Linked DNA regions of Homo sapiens: region 1 is linked to region 2. A link is an interaction called in ENCODE POLR2A ChIA-PET data of the cell type or tissue named here. Cell type or tissue: GM12878. All regions are shown on one strand. Each heading gives the region's core, and the rest is flanking DNA. Links, peaks and the distances in the headings are about the cores only. Region 1 overlaps RPS6KA5 (ribosomal protein S6 kinase A5). Region 2 overlaps GPR68 (G protein-coupled receptor 68).

Region 1 (7,702 bases), core at 1,684-6,683, 200 kb after region 2:
CTCCTTACATTAGCTGCTATCTCTGCTTGTGCCTTAAATATTGGTACTCCATTGTCAGCCCTGTTTTCTTGTAACTGTATGCATTCTTCCTGGGAAAGCAAATGTTATCATTGCTTGAACTAGTATCCAGGCCCTATTTTCAGCCTACATCTCTTTCAGGTTTTCAAGACCCTTTCTTGAGTTTCTTATCACTTCTAGCAGCCCACTAAACACAAAACATTTGGATAGTCCACAGGCACCTTAGACTCTGAGGTTAATAATACTTTTTCTTCCAGCTTTCCATGTTTTATTTTTTAATTTAATTCAATTTAATTTAATTTAAGAGGCGGACTTTCGCTCTTGTTGCCCAGGCTGGAGTGCAGTGGCATGATCTCGGCTCACTGGAACCTCCACCTCTCGGGTTCAAGCGATTCTCCGGCCTCAGCCTCCCAAGTAGCTGGGATTACAGGCATGCGCCACCACACCCACTAATTTTTGTATTTTTAGTAAAGATGGGGTTTCTCCATATTGGTTCTAGGCTGGTCTCAAACTCTCGACCTCAAGTGATCTGCCCGCCTCAGCCTCCCAAAGTGTTGGGATTACAGGCGTGAGCCACCTCACCTGGCCCCATGTTTTATTTAGTGGCATGCCATTCACTATTCTGCCAGGACTCTAGTTAGAAACATCCAGACTTCTTCCTCTCTCTCACATTCTCCCCACCCACCAACTTACTCTCCTAGTTGTGTCAGTTATAACTCTGAAATATTAATACCTCCTTTATTTGTTTCTTGCTCATCATTGCCATTACCATAGTCTAAGTTCAGTGTCTAATCTAATGATAATAGCTATCATTTATTTAGCTTTATGTGTCAGGCCTCTTCCAAGATTTTGCCTATCTTACTTAATTTTCACAGCACACCTATGTGATGGGTACTGTATTTGACACCTGTGGTGCGCAACCTCATCCTTCTATCTGCCTTACTCTGGAGTCAAGCTGTGGCTGTGGGCTGTGACAAACAGTTCTGTTTGGGCTTCAGCTCACTTCAAGGTGATGGCACCTGGTTTTAAGCACATATTGCTGCACATTGTTTACTTTCCGTCCCAGGCTTTTGACTCCTCCAAGGCTTAGTTCTCTGGTGGGAACTGGCTCAGGAAGCATAAATGTGCATCTCAGAAACATAAGGACCTTGATGTCCCACTGGGGCAACCTTCAACTAATGGAGTATGAGAGCTGAAAATAAATGCTTATTTGTATTGATCTGAGAGTAGAAAATTCTGAGGGGCATTCCATATGTTCCTCAAAAGATCCAGATCAGATTGAGTTGGTAATGCATTTTTGTATTGGTTTTTCTTTATTCTCGATTTCACTCTCAATTCCTCCTCACTTCTGATTGGGATTACCTTCCAAATCGCTTTCATGAATCCAGGCTAAGACATTTATTATCTACCATGGTTCTAGAAATTGACAATATCCACTGGGATCTCAGAGTGGATGACTTACTGGTGAGACTGCAACAAGGACCCCATTGCTGGTGGTAGTGGGTACTAATAGCCCCCTGCATGCATCACAGCACAGTTAATAAGACTCTTACCTTCAGGGGATTGGGACTAGAATTGAATGGAAGGTGAAGAGTTGGGTTAATTGATAGCTCTAGGACTTGAATGGTATGGGGATGGTGGAAATCAATAAGGATTTGGAGTTAATGGACCTCTTTTAGCTTTTGAAATCTTGAGGACAAGAGATCAGCCAGTTATCAATGCAGGGTACACTGTGAAAAGAGGGCCTATGGCAGCATTTGGAAAGATCCCCATTGCTTGTGACTATAGGACAGATTATGCCAAAAATCAGGCTGAAGATTTAATCATAAGGGTGAAAGAGCTGTATACCTTCTGTGGTGGGTTTGTACTGTGTCAACTGGGCTAAACTGGAATTATGTTTCCCAGAACTCCCTTCTAGGCTCTAGATTAGCACTGGCCATGAGACATTTTGAGTGAGATTTGGAAGACAGAAGTGAAGCAGCAGCAGCTGGATATATTTTATGGCTAAAGATTGGTGCTGGTACTAGGCACTGTTGTAACTCCCACACATGATTGCTAAGCTGCTGTGTCATATTGTTGGTTTGGAGCAGTAGCCAGGTCTGCGGCTCCTTCAGCTCTTGTTGCATCACTGCCATCAGCTTCTGGCAATTCTGGGCCAGTGTGTACAGCTTTTCTGCAGGTTATCTGAATCATTGAGTTTGGAAGCCTGAAGGTGGTGAGAGACAGACATGGACTCTTGTTTGTCCTCATGGGTTCCAGATTGTCTTTGGGATTCCAGTCTATTCTTACTTTTTTCTATTTTGTATTACTCTTTCCTTTACAACTCCAGATGTGGAAGCAGTCTTATACAGACTCTTTAACCAACTCCCACACCTGTGTGAGGCCAAACTCCTATATAAGTCTCTTATTGTATAATTCATAGTGGTCCTACCTCTCATACACCCTTGACAGGTGTTCAGGGCCAAAGTCTGACCCTAACATGGGAAGAGTAGGACCCTGATGAAATCTCAGAAGGAGACTTCTAAGTGGATGACCTGAGAATCTTGAACTCCTTAATTTTCCTGAGTCCTCTGGATAGGCAGGATCAACACCTTGTTAGAGAGAATAACTTTTCCTTGTTTGGAAACCAGGCAGAGATCACATAGAGATGGATTTCTTACAAGGTGATACTTGTTCTCCTTAAGCTCTGTCCCATCTCTCACCCCTATTTCCTCCAGAACAATAGCTAGACACAATCTCAGCATAGCCTAATCAGGGATGTTTTTCTTATTCTGGGAGTAAATACTCAAGCACGTAATCCCAGGACCTGGCTAATATGTACCAGTAGGAACAGAAGGAACATTTAGGGAGGTGGATCTTGCAGGTCTTGCCTGGAGTGGGCTGGCGGAATAATAAGGATGAATAAGGGAGAATTTATTAACATGGGAACGCTATTCGTAACTCAGGATTTGACATCCTAATAACTTGGTCCTAGGATACACTGGTGGGATGGTTTCTTGAAGCTTGGACATGAGTATGACCTATAGTACATTAGATAAATATGCAAGAACTTCTTTGGCAGAGTATATTGAGATCAGAACTCACAGAGAAGAGAGAGTTTTAGAATGGATTTACTATATGAGACTGGAGAACACACTATCTGACCATACTTCTTAGGAAGGTCCAAAGAAAACACTTCATTCACCAAGGTAATTAAGAATGCACTGGTGAGGGGACACAGGCTGGAGTTGATAGGAGATGCTTCCATGGAGCTATGTTCCCTAGTATCCATAGCAATGATAGGATTTTGGAATGGCATAGGCCAGATGGTGATACCATTAGGGCTAGGGTGGATGTAATTACCATAATGGGCCACAGTGGCATTCAGGGTGTCTTTATCCACAGAGATTTGGGGCAGTGACTAGGATAGGTCATGGGGCAAGAAAGATGACAGCCAACTAGGATGTTAGTTGACTTGTATGATTCAGACCTTCATCTCTGGGGGATCTTCTCTTGCCTTGCTGTTGTTGGGCTGTGGTTGCTTCCAGTGCCTGTTTAGAATTATTCAGCAGGCATGGAAGCAATAAAAAACATTCCACTATATCCCTTGAGTTCAAGATAAGTTCTTTCCTGTCCCCATTAGGTAGTAGTTTCTCCTTGAAGACTCAGTGACCAAAGGCAGGAGGGGATTCAAGCTGTATTCTGTTAGCTCTCTCTTAAGCACCATTTGACGTCATCTTCAAACTCCCTCATGCAAGCTTTGACTCATGTTATCCCAACAGTGTCTTGTCTTGAGCATGCTCACTGTGCATCTTTTCCTTTCTGCTCCAAGGCGTCTCCACTGTCCACCCAGCAGAAGGTACAGGTGAGAGAGCATACAGGCATGTGCAGCCTGGAAGTGCTAGGAAGTTAATGCTCCCCTTGGGCAACCCTGAACTAGAGGGGGCAGGAGCCAGTAGAGAAATTCTTTTCCTTGTCCTTGCACAGACAATTGACAATTCTGAGAGCACTCTAATGGTTCCTTAGGGAATCCTGGCAAAATTGAGCTCCAGTTACCCACAGCAGTGACCTCGATAAAGGTAGCTTTTTATTGGCATATGCTCCTTTCCAGTTTCATGTTCCTTGGTCCTTTACTTCACCTTCCAGCTAAATTATCTGCATGTAAATGTCCTTTTCTGATGTGCTGCTTTGGGGAAGAACCCAGGCTCATACAAGTACATTTGTTATTTGTGTGCATGGATCTGTTTGTCTACCTGCCTTCCTAGCTAATCTGCCTATTCATCCACCCACCCACCCATCCATCCATCCTGTTACAAATAAAGGACTTAGAGTGGTAAAAATACTTGATCAGCACAGCTTTAGTAAATGGTAGAGTTTAGTTCTAAACTGAGTTCAACTGAATCAAAACATACTCTCTTCTTCCTTCATTATACTGTCTTCCGACCTTTGAAGATGAAATCAGTAGGCCTTAGTTAGCTTGTCTTTCCAAGTCCTCAGTGGTCTGGAGCTTCTTAACTGTCCATACAGGTTGGTTATAGTTCACCAGTATACAAGTTGGGCCATGCACATGCCCATCCATTTGTCAATAAATTCTTTTCCTTTTCCTGTGCTTCACTGTGGGGAGTTGCACCCCCCACAGTCTATTTTGAAAATGTCTGTGTACTCTTTTCTGTTTCTTTTTTGAGTCCTGTCAACTCATTTCGTTTCTTTCTTTTTTGTTTGTTTGCTCATTTCTGTTCTTAGTTTTTGTATTTCTGCTTCAGGATTTTTTTTTTTTCATACCCTAAGTGCTTGCTTGAAGATACCTAATTCAGTTTGGAGTGTTGTATTACCATATTCTTCAGCTTTGGGGTTTTTTTTTTTTTTTTTTTTTTTTTTTTTTTTTTGAAGGTGAGGGTTTCATCAGCTGAAATGCTTTGATTAGCATCTTCTGATTTTCTTTTTAAACAGTTTTCTGTGTCTCTGTTTGGCTTTTTTGGGTATATCTCTTCATTTTCTACTTAAAACATTCCATAGCCCCCTCCTGTGCAGTAGCTTTTATAGATGATGTTGGGGGAGGAGATGGGTTTGGTATATCTTGTTTCTCCTTCATTTCTGTTGGATCCTTTCTGTTTTTCCTCTTGTTTCTTTCTTTCCCTTTACTGCAGTGTTTCCAAATGTACCTACCCTTCTATCTGGTTTGCCCTCACAAGCTGTGCTTCTCCAAGGCTAACCATCACACCTGTTTCCTGGCTGGTGCTTTAAAGCACCCACGTCCTGACTTATGTATAATATTTTGGCTTTTATGGCTGGACTCTTTCTGGGGGATGATTTTGTCTTGCTTTGTCTAAGTCCATGCCCCCCTACTCATTTTTAGTGTCCCATAAGCCTCCCTTCCTTAGTCTTGCTGTAGCAGCAGCTCTGTTGGAATTTGGTCTATTTTTCTATGACAGGTAATTTGAAGGTTGTAATACTCTGTCTCCTAGTACTAGTACAGCGTGGTTCATATGCAGTTTTACTTGTTGGTTTTATGGTCTTTTTTTTTTTTTAAGGGTGAGTGGGGAGATGTGAAATCAGGCAGACTTCATTGATGCCCACATCCAGAAGTTTCTGTGTACTTTTAAAGGCTTAGCTCAAATTATCATCTTTCCTTTGAAGTCTTTCCATATAGCTTTCCAGTTTCCATGCTCAGATATTCTGTTTCCTTGTGTTCTAACTACCTTACCTCTCCCTAATTACATTTGTTATATTGCATTGTAATTATATATTTGTCTCCCCTCCCCCCATCAAATTGTGAACACCTCTAAACCAGCAAACTGTTTTTTTTTTCTTTTTTGTGGTACATACTATGTGCCCACTAAATGGATTGACTTAAAGCAGAATAGAGGAACACTTAATGAATGTCACTGTGTCCGAAATTTATTCCTGCTGGTGGGTTCTTGGTCTCGCTGACTTCAAGAATGAAGCCATGCACCTCGTGGTGAGTGTTACACCTCTTAAAGGTGGTGCATACCCAAAGAGTGCACCGCAGCAAGATTTATTGTGAAGAGTGAAAGAACAAGGCTTCCACAGCGTGAAAGGGGACCCGAGCAGGTTGCTGCTGCTGGCTGGGGTGGCTGGCTTTTATTCCCTTATTTGTTGCTGCCCATGTCATGCTGATTGGTCCATTTTACAGAGTACCGATTGGTCCATTTTACAGAGTGCTGATTGGTGCGTTTACAATCCTTTAGCTAGACACAGAGCGCTGATTGGTGCGTTTTTACAGAGTGTTGATTGGTGCATTTACAGTCCTTTAGCTAGACACAGAGCACTGATTGGTGCGTTTATAATCCTCTAGCTAGACCCCACTCGACCCAGGAAGTCCAGCTGGCTTCACCTCTCATCACCTCAGACAGCTATGAATAATATGAATATTTTGGGATCAAATTTATCTTTTTTTTTTTTTTTTGAGACAGGGTTTTTACTTCTGTCTCCCAGGCTGGAGTGCAATGGTGTGATCCTGGCTCACTGCAACCTCTGCCTCCCGGGTTCAAGCTATTCTCTTGCCTCAGCCTCCCAAGTAGCTGGGACTACAGGTGTATATCACCATGCCCAGCAAATTTTTTTGTATTTTTATGTAAGGGTTTTGCTGTGTTGCCCAGGCTGGTCTCTAATGCTGTGGCTCAGGTGATTTGCCTGCCTCAGCCTCTCAAAAGTGTTGAGAATACAGGCATGAACCACTGCGCCTGGCCTAAAAAGAATTCTTTATGCTGCATACAGCATAGCCTTATGTTCTTGGATTTATCTACATTGTTGTGTGTTAGGTGTATTGTATTCATTTTCATAGATTTAAACTTATGTGTATGAAGACTATAATTTATCTACTTTACTGTCAATGAACATTTGAGTTTTCTTTTTCCCTATTAAAAACAATATTGCTGTAAACGTTTTTTGTTTCATCTCTCCTGGTACAAATGTATAAGAGTTTCTCTCAGATACATGCCTACAAGTTAAATACTCTAGTGGTCATGGAGGTATACACATCTTCACCTGTACTAGATAATTCTGATTTTATCTCAAAATAGTTTTATTAATTTATACTCTTAACAGTACTGTGTAAGTAATCTGGTTGTTCTTCATTCTGTCCAACAGTTTTTATTTTTATTTTATTTTTGAGACAGAGTCTTGCTCTGTTGCCCAGGCTGGAGTGCAGTGGCGTGATCTCGGCTCATTGCAAACTCTGCCTCCCGGTTTCAAGTGATTCTCCTGCCTCAGCCTCCCGAGTAGCTGGGATTACAGGCATGCACCACCACACCCAGCTAATTTTTTGTATTTTTAGTAGAGGCAGGGTTTTGCCATGTTGGCCAGGCTGGTCTTGAACTCCTGACCTCAAGTGATCTGCCCACCTCGGCCTGAGCCAGGTGTGAGCCACAGTGCCCGGCCCAACAGTTTCTATTGTCACGTTAAAAAAAATCTTTTCCAATCTGATAGGGATGAATCTTACTGTCATCTTATTGTGATTTTAAATTTACATTTTCCTTATTATTAGTGAGGTTGAACATTTTTCTTTTTTCTTTTTTTTTTTTGAGACAGAGTCTCACTCTGTCTGCCAGGCTGGAGTGCAGTGGCGCCCCAATGTCGGCTCACTGCAAGCTCCACCTCCCAGGTTCATGCCATTCTCCTGCCTCAGCCTCCCGAGTAGCTGGGTCTACAGATGCCCACCACCACGTCCAGCTAATTGTTTTTG
Region 2 (5,000 bases), core at 1-5,000:
CTTGGCCTCCCAAAGTGCTGGGAATACAGGTGTGAGCCACCTCGCCTGGGGCTCCCATTCAGATCTATTCTTCTTGTTATTTATTTATTTATTTATTTATTTATTTATTTATTTATTTATTTATAGAGACAAGGGCTTGCCATGTTACCCAGGCTGGTCTTGAACTCTTGAGCTCGAGCGATCCCCACCTCCCAAAGTGCTGGGCTTACAGGTGTAAGCCATCATGTCCAGCCGTTCAGATATTCTAGTTGAATTGGAGTTGGTGGGCTAGTACACCTTCTAAATTAAATGAGTAAAGGATTTAGAATGGTGCCTGACACACAGTAGGTGCTACATTCATGTTAGCTACTATTATAAACCTTTCCTGCCTCTGACTTTCAGGGTCTTGCCCACCACCAGCGATGCCCAGCCCTTGGTAGAGCTTGAACCACCTTCTATAAACAGGATGGCGGTGGAGAGACAGGCCCAGTCCCTGAGCCCATGAGGAGTGTGGCCCCTTCAGGCCCAAAGATGGGGAACATCACTGCAGACAACTCCTCGATGAGCTGTACCATCGACCATACCATCCACCAGACGCTGGCCCCGGTGGTCTATGTTACCGTGCTGGTGGTGGGCTTCCCGGCCAACTGCCTGTCCCTCTACTTCGGCTACCTGCAGATCAAGGCCCGGAACGAGCTGGGCGTGTACCTGTGCAACCTGACGGTGGCCGACCTCTTCTACATCTGCTCGCTGCCCTTCTGGCTGCAGTACGTGCTGCAGCACGACAACTGGTCTCACGGCGACCTGTCCTGCCAGGTGTGCGGCATCCTCCTGTACGAGAACATCTACATCAGCGTGGGCTTCCTCTGCTGCATCTCCGTGGACCGCTACCTGGCTGTGGCCCATCCCTTCCGCTTCCACCAGTTCCGGACCCTGAAGGCGGCCGTCGGCGTCAGCGTGGTCATCTGGGCCAAGGAGCTGCTGACCAGCATCTACTTCCTGATGCACGAGGAGGTCATCGAGGACGAGAACCAGCACCGCGTGTGCTTTGAGCACTACCCCATCCAGGCATGGCAGCGCGCCATCAACTACTACCGCTTCCTGGTGGGCTTCCTCTTCCCCATCTGCCTGCTGCTGGCGTCCTACCAGGGCATCCTGCGCGCCGTGCGCCGGAGCCACGGCACCCAGAAGAGCCGCAAGGACCAGATCCAGCGGCTGGTGCTCAGCACCGTGGTCATCTTCCTGGCCTGCTTCCTGCCCTACCACGTGTTGCTGCTGGTGCGCAGCGTCTGGGAGGCCAGCTGCGACTTCGCCAAGGGCGTTTTCAACGCCTACCACTTCTCCCTCCTGCTCACCAGCTTCAACTGCGTCGCCGACCCCGTGCTCTACTGCTTCGTCAGCGAGACCACCCACCGGGACCTGGCCCGCCTCCGCGGGGCCTGCCTGGCCTTCCTCACCTGCTCCAGGACCGGCCGGGCCAGGGAGGCCTACCCGCTGGGTGCCCCCGAGGCCTCCGGGAAAAGCGGGGCCCAGGGTGAGGAGCCCGAGCTGTTGACCAAGCTCCACCCGGCCTTCCAGACCCCTAACTCGCCAGGGTCGGGCGGGTTCCCCACGGGCAGGTTGGCCTAGCCTGGGTCCTCCGCGGGTGGCTCCACGTGAGGCCTGAGCCTTCAGCCCACGGGCCTCAGGGCCTGCCGCCTCCTGCTTCCCTCGCTGCGGAGGCAGGGAAGCCCCTGTAACTCCGGAAGCCTGCTCTCGCTTGCTGAGCCCGCTGGGACCGCCGAGGGTGGGAATAAGCCCCGGTTGGCTCGTGGGAATAAGCCGTGTCCTCTGCCGCGGCTGCGATGTGGCCAGGCTGGGGCTGCTGGTCGGGGGAAGACAGTGAACTGCGTTCCCTGGCCTGCTTCCTGCAGAGTTTGTGCATGGGGAGTGTGAGGACATGGAGGGTGGGAGGCTGGGCGTTCAGCTGCCAGGGCCTTCCAATGCCACCGTTGTCACAGACAATGCCTGTCCAAACGTCCCGGTGGGATCAGCACTGCAGCCCGCCCACAACAGGGTGGGAAGGGAAGACTGGAGGGGGAAGGAAGGCAGGAGGGGGAAGGAAGAAAGAGGGGGAAGGAAAGAAAGAGGGGGGAAGGAAAGGAGGAAGGGGAGAAGGAAGGGAGGAGGAAAGAAGGAAGGTAGGGGGTGTTGGGTTGGGAGAATTGAGGGAGTTATAGGCAGAGGAGGATCCTAGCTCCAGCCATAAGAACTGGGAGAGCCGCCTGCTGCTCCAGAAGACCTGCCCACCTCCACAGAAATGCTAGCCCTTCAGACCTTCTGGTCAGTGAACTGGGACCAGCTCTGACTAAGGATGCCTTCCATGGCCTGGGACTCGAGTTCTTCAGAACCAAGAGGCTAACTGGGCTTCCTCCAAGAAGGGACCAGGGGCTAGAAGCAGAAGTTGGCATCAGCAAACATTTCTGGAATCTACCAAAGGGAGGCCCAGGCAGAACCCCTTCCTCAGTCTCCCTTCCCCTCTTCCCCCCAGCCTTGAAGAGGTTGATCCTTTGTGCTGTGTCTCTTAGCCCTTTCATCGGGGATGCCCAGAGGCAACAGCCCAGGCTGGAGGTGCCCCAGGGAAGGGTGCTCACAGTGGTCCCAGGGCTACACTTGGCTTTGACTGCACAGCCCCTGCTCAGATCCTTGTGGAGGGTGTCCGATGACTTGGGGAGGTTCTCTTCCCCTTCCTAGAGGAGGAAGTGACCAAGTTTGAAGGCGGCAGAAATGGCCACACAGCCAAGAAGAGCCCATGCAACTCAGTCCAGGATTTTACTGGGTCAGTGACATTGGTGGAAGCCTTCATGCCTCCTCATTCCACAGCACTTCCTCCTATGTTGACCTTAAACACTGGCTTCCCACTGATACAGACTGGGATGAGCTGAGGGCAGTCTCATTTACTGTCAAGAGTTGTATTTTTGTATTGTCCTTTTTGCCAAGTCTACATGTGTTGACTCTGTAATGGATTTATGTAGCCCACTTCAGTCTGCAAATAAAGCAAAGTAACTGGACACCTTGGGAGTATGCTGCAGTCCTTATGGGGTAAGGGAGTCTTCAACACCAGGGGGTCTTGAGGGCCCTTGAAGAACCAAAGGAGTCAGGAAAGGGCAGAGGTTGACCTTCTCAGGGCAAACTCAAGCAGAGCGATTAGGGGATTTGCACTTGATTACCCAGCAAATGGTCAAGAAAGACACAGCCCTTGAGTGAAGTAGAGCCTTCTCTCCCTCCACTTGAGATTCATGAAGTGCCACCCAGTTCTTCAGTGTGGTGTTGCAAATTCGCTCTGTGGTTTAACTTGGCTAACTCCCTTTTGAGGACAGAGCCCAGTCATGTGGTTTGGAGAATATCACCCACTCTGTCCTTGGCCACATAACCCCTTGTACCTGCTGGGTAGCTGCTCCCCACAGTGAGGGAGGGCTCCATCAGACCACCCCCTCCTCACTAGAGAAGAAGGGCCTGTTGCATTCATCTCTGTGGGGCTGTCCTCAGTGACGGGGCTTTGTTTGGAGAGGCCCACATTTGCTGACCTGCCTCTTTAGGCTGGAGCATCTTCTCAACAGTGGCATATGCCATGTTTATCACTGAGGATTAACTGCATCATATTAAAATGTAAATTTGATCTTGGTCACTTAATCCCTCTCTGGGTCAGGCTCCTAGAGTCCTGGAGTGTTCCAGAAGAGTAGATCCTTCTTCTAAACAGATTAAGTAAGGACAATATTGGGGATTATGACTCCTTTCTCTCCTGAGAGGATGGGTGGAAGAAAAAGTCCATCTGGTTTGGAAGGTGACAGAAGCCATTAGGATTTATTTCTTATTCACCAGAGTTGTTTAGTCAGATGAGGGCTCATCTTCCTGTTTACACACAGGGCTCATCTTCCTGTTACACACACTGGTCTGTGGGTTGGCCAGACAAGAGTGGGAGAAATTTTCGGCACGAAATACATCCCCATCTGCTGCTTTCCTCTGGCTGGTCCAACCAAAAGAGAGCCAAACTCTGACCCTCTTGGCTCGTTGCTTTTCTGAAAAAGCCACTTCTTGTAGCTGGTGATCCTGAAGCCTCCATCCCTGGAATTCATCTGGCAAGACAGTAGTCTCTGATGATACTATGATTTGAATGTCCCCTCCAAAACGCATGCTGAAATTTAATTGCCATTGTAACTATGCGAAGAGGTGGGACCTTTAAGAGGTATTAGGTCATGGGTTAATGCTGTTATGGTGGGAGAGAGTTTGTTATTGGGGGAGTTCAGCCCCCTTTTTTCCTCTCTTCAGAACTTGCTTGCTTTTCTGCTTTCTGCCAGGAGATGACCCTGCCAGATGCTGGCACCATGCTCTTGGACTTCCCAGTCTCTAGACCCATAAGCCAAAGAAATGTCTGTTCTTTATAAATAACCTAGTCCGTGGTATTCTGTTATAGCCATAGAAAATGGGCTAAGACAGATGGCCTTAATCCTGAGGTTATAATGGTGCCCAGTACTCTGGGGAAATGTTGGGATTTCAATCCCATTTGCTTTAATTCAACAACTTTCAGAAGAATACTGCTAAATTACATGTTAGATATTAGTGCTGGCATATACCAGAGAGGTCATAATATTCAGTTCCCTCTCCATGAAGTCTCCCCTCTGCATTCCCCAAAAACGATAGTCCAGTCTGTCTACAAACAAACACCACCAATGACAACTCACTACTACTCAAGATGACTAATTTCAGGGTCGGGCAGAAAATTTCATGCAAAGTCCAACGAGAGGCTGCTTTCTGGCAAGTCTTTCCCAAAGTGATGGCAGTGATTCAGGATCCTCCCATCACCAGAGTCCATCATCTTGGGGTCTTCCCTTTTCACCCACACAGGTAAGGGGATGCAGCAAAAAGAGAATCTCACAGGGGTTTTTGGCCAAGTGTGGAAATGGCGGATATCCCTGCTACTTACATTCCATTGGTCAGATCCCAGGCATGTGGCCTCAACCTAACTGCAAGGGAGGCTGGGA

The links. ChIA-PET counts read pairs that join two places held together with the same protein. Peaks named below come from ENCODE experiments on the same cell type or tissue, not always from the same donor. Only the 100,000 strongest peaks of a DNase experiment are listed, where the experiment ranks them.
Region 1: POLR2A ChIA-PET joins it to region 2 with 5 read pairs; 2 of 35 experiments call an interaction of 5 or more read pairs at or near these places.

What each region holds. Positions count from the first base shown.
Region 1 is chr14:91,033,029-91,040,730 of GRCh38, reverse strand. The region is part of intron 1 of RPS6KA5 (ribosomal protein S6 kinase A5); the gene reads left to right. Among named protein-coding and RNA genes, the nearest start is that of RPS6KA5, 24 kb to the left of the region's middle. In GM12878, for the core only: no CTCF peak of the experiment used is centred there; a DNase peak (open chromatin) is centred at 4,650; H3K4me3 peaks cover 463 bases; H3K27ac peaks cover 313 bases.
Region 2 is chr14:91,230,561-91,235,560 of GRCh38, reverse strand. GPR68 (G protein-coupled receptor 68) reads left to right here. Exons shown (of 2, transcript NM_001177676.2): 2 at 382-3,029. The coding sequence starts at 511. The coding sequence ends at 1,608. Among named protein-coding and RNA genes, the nearest start is that of GPR68, 12 kb to the left of the region's middle. In GM12878, for the core only: no CTCF peak of the experiment used is centred there; no DNase peak of the experiment used is centred there; H3K27ac peaks cover 470 bases.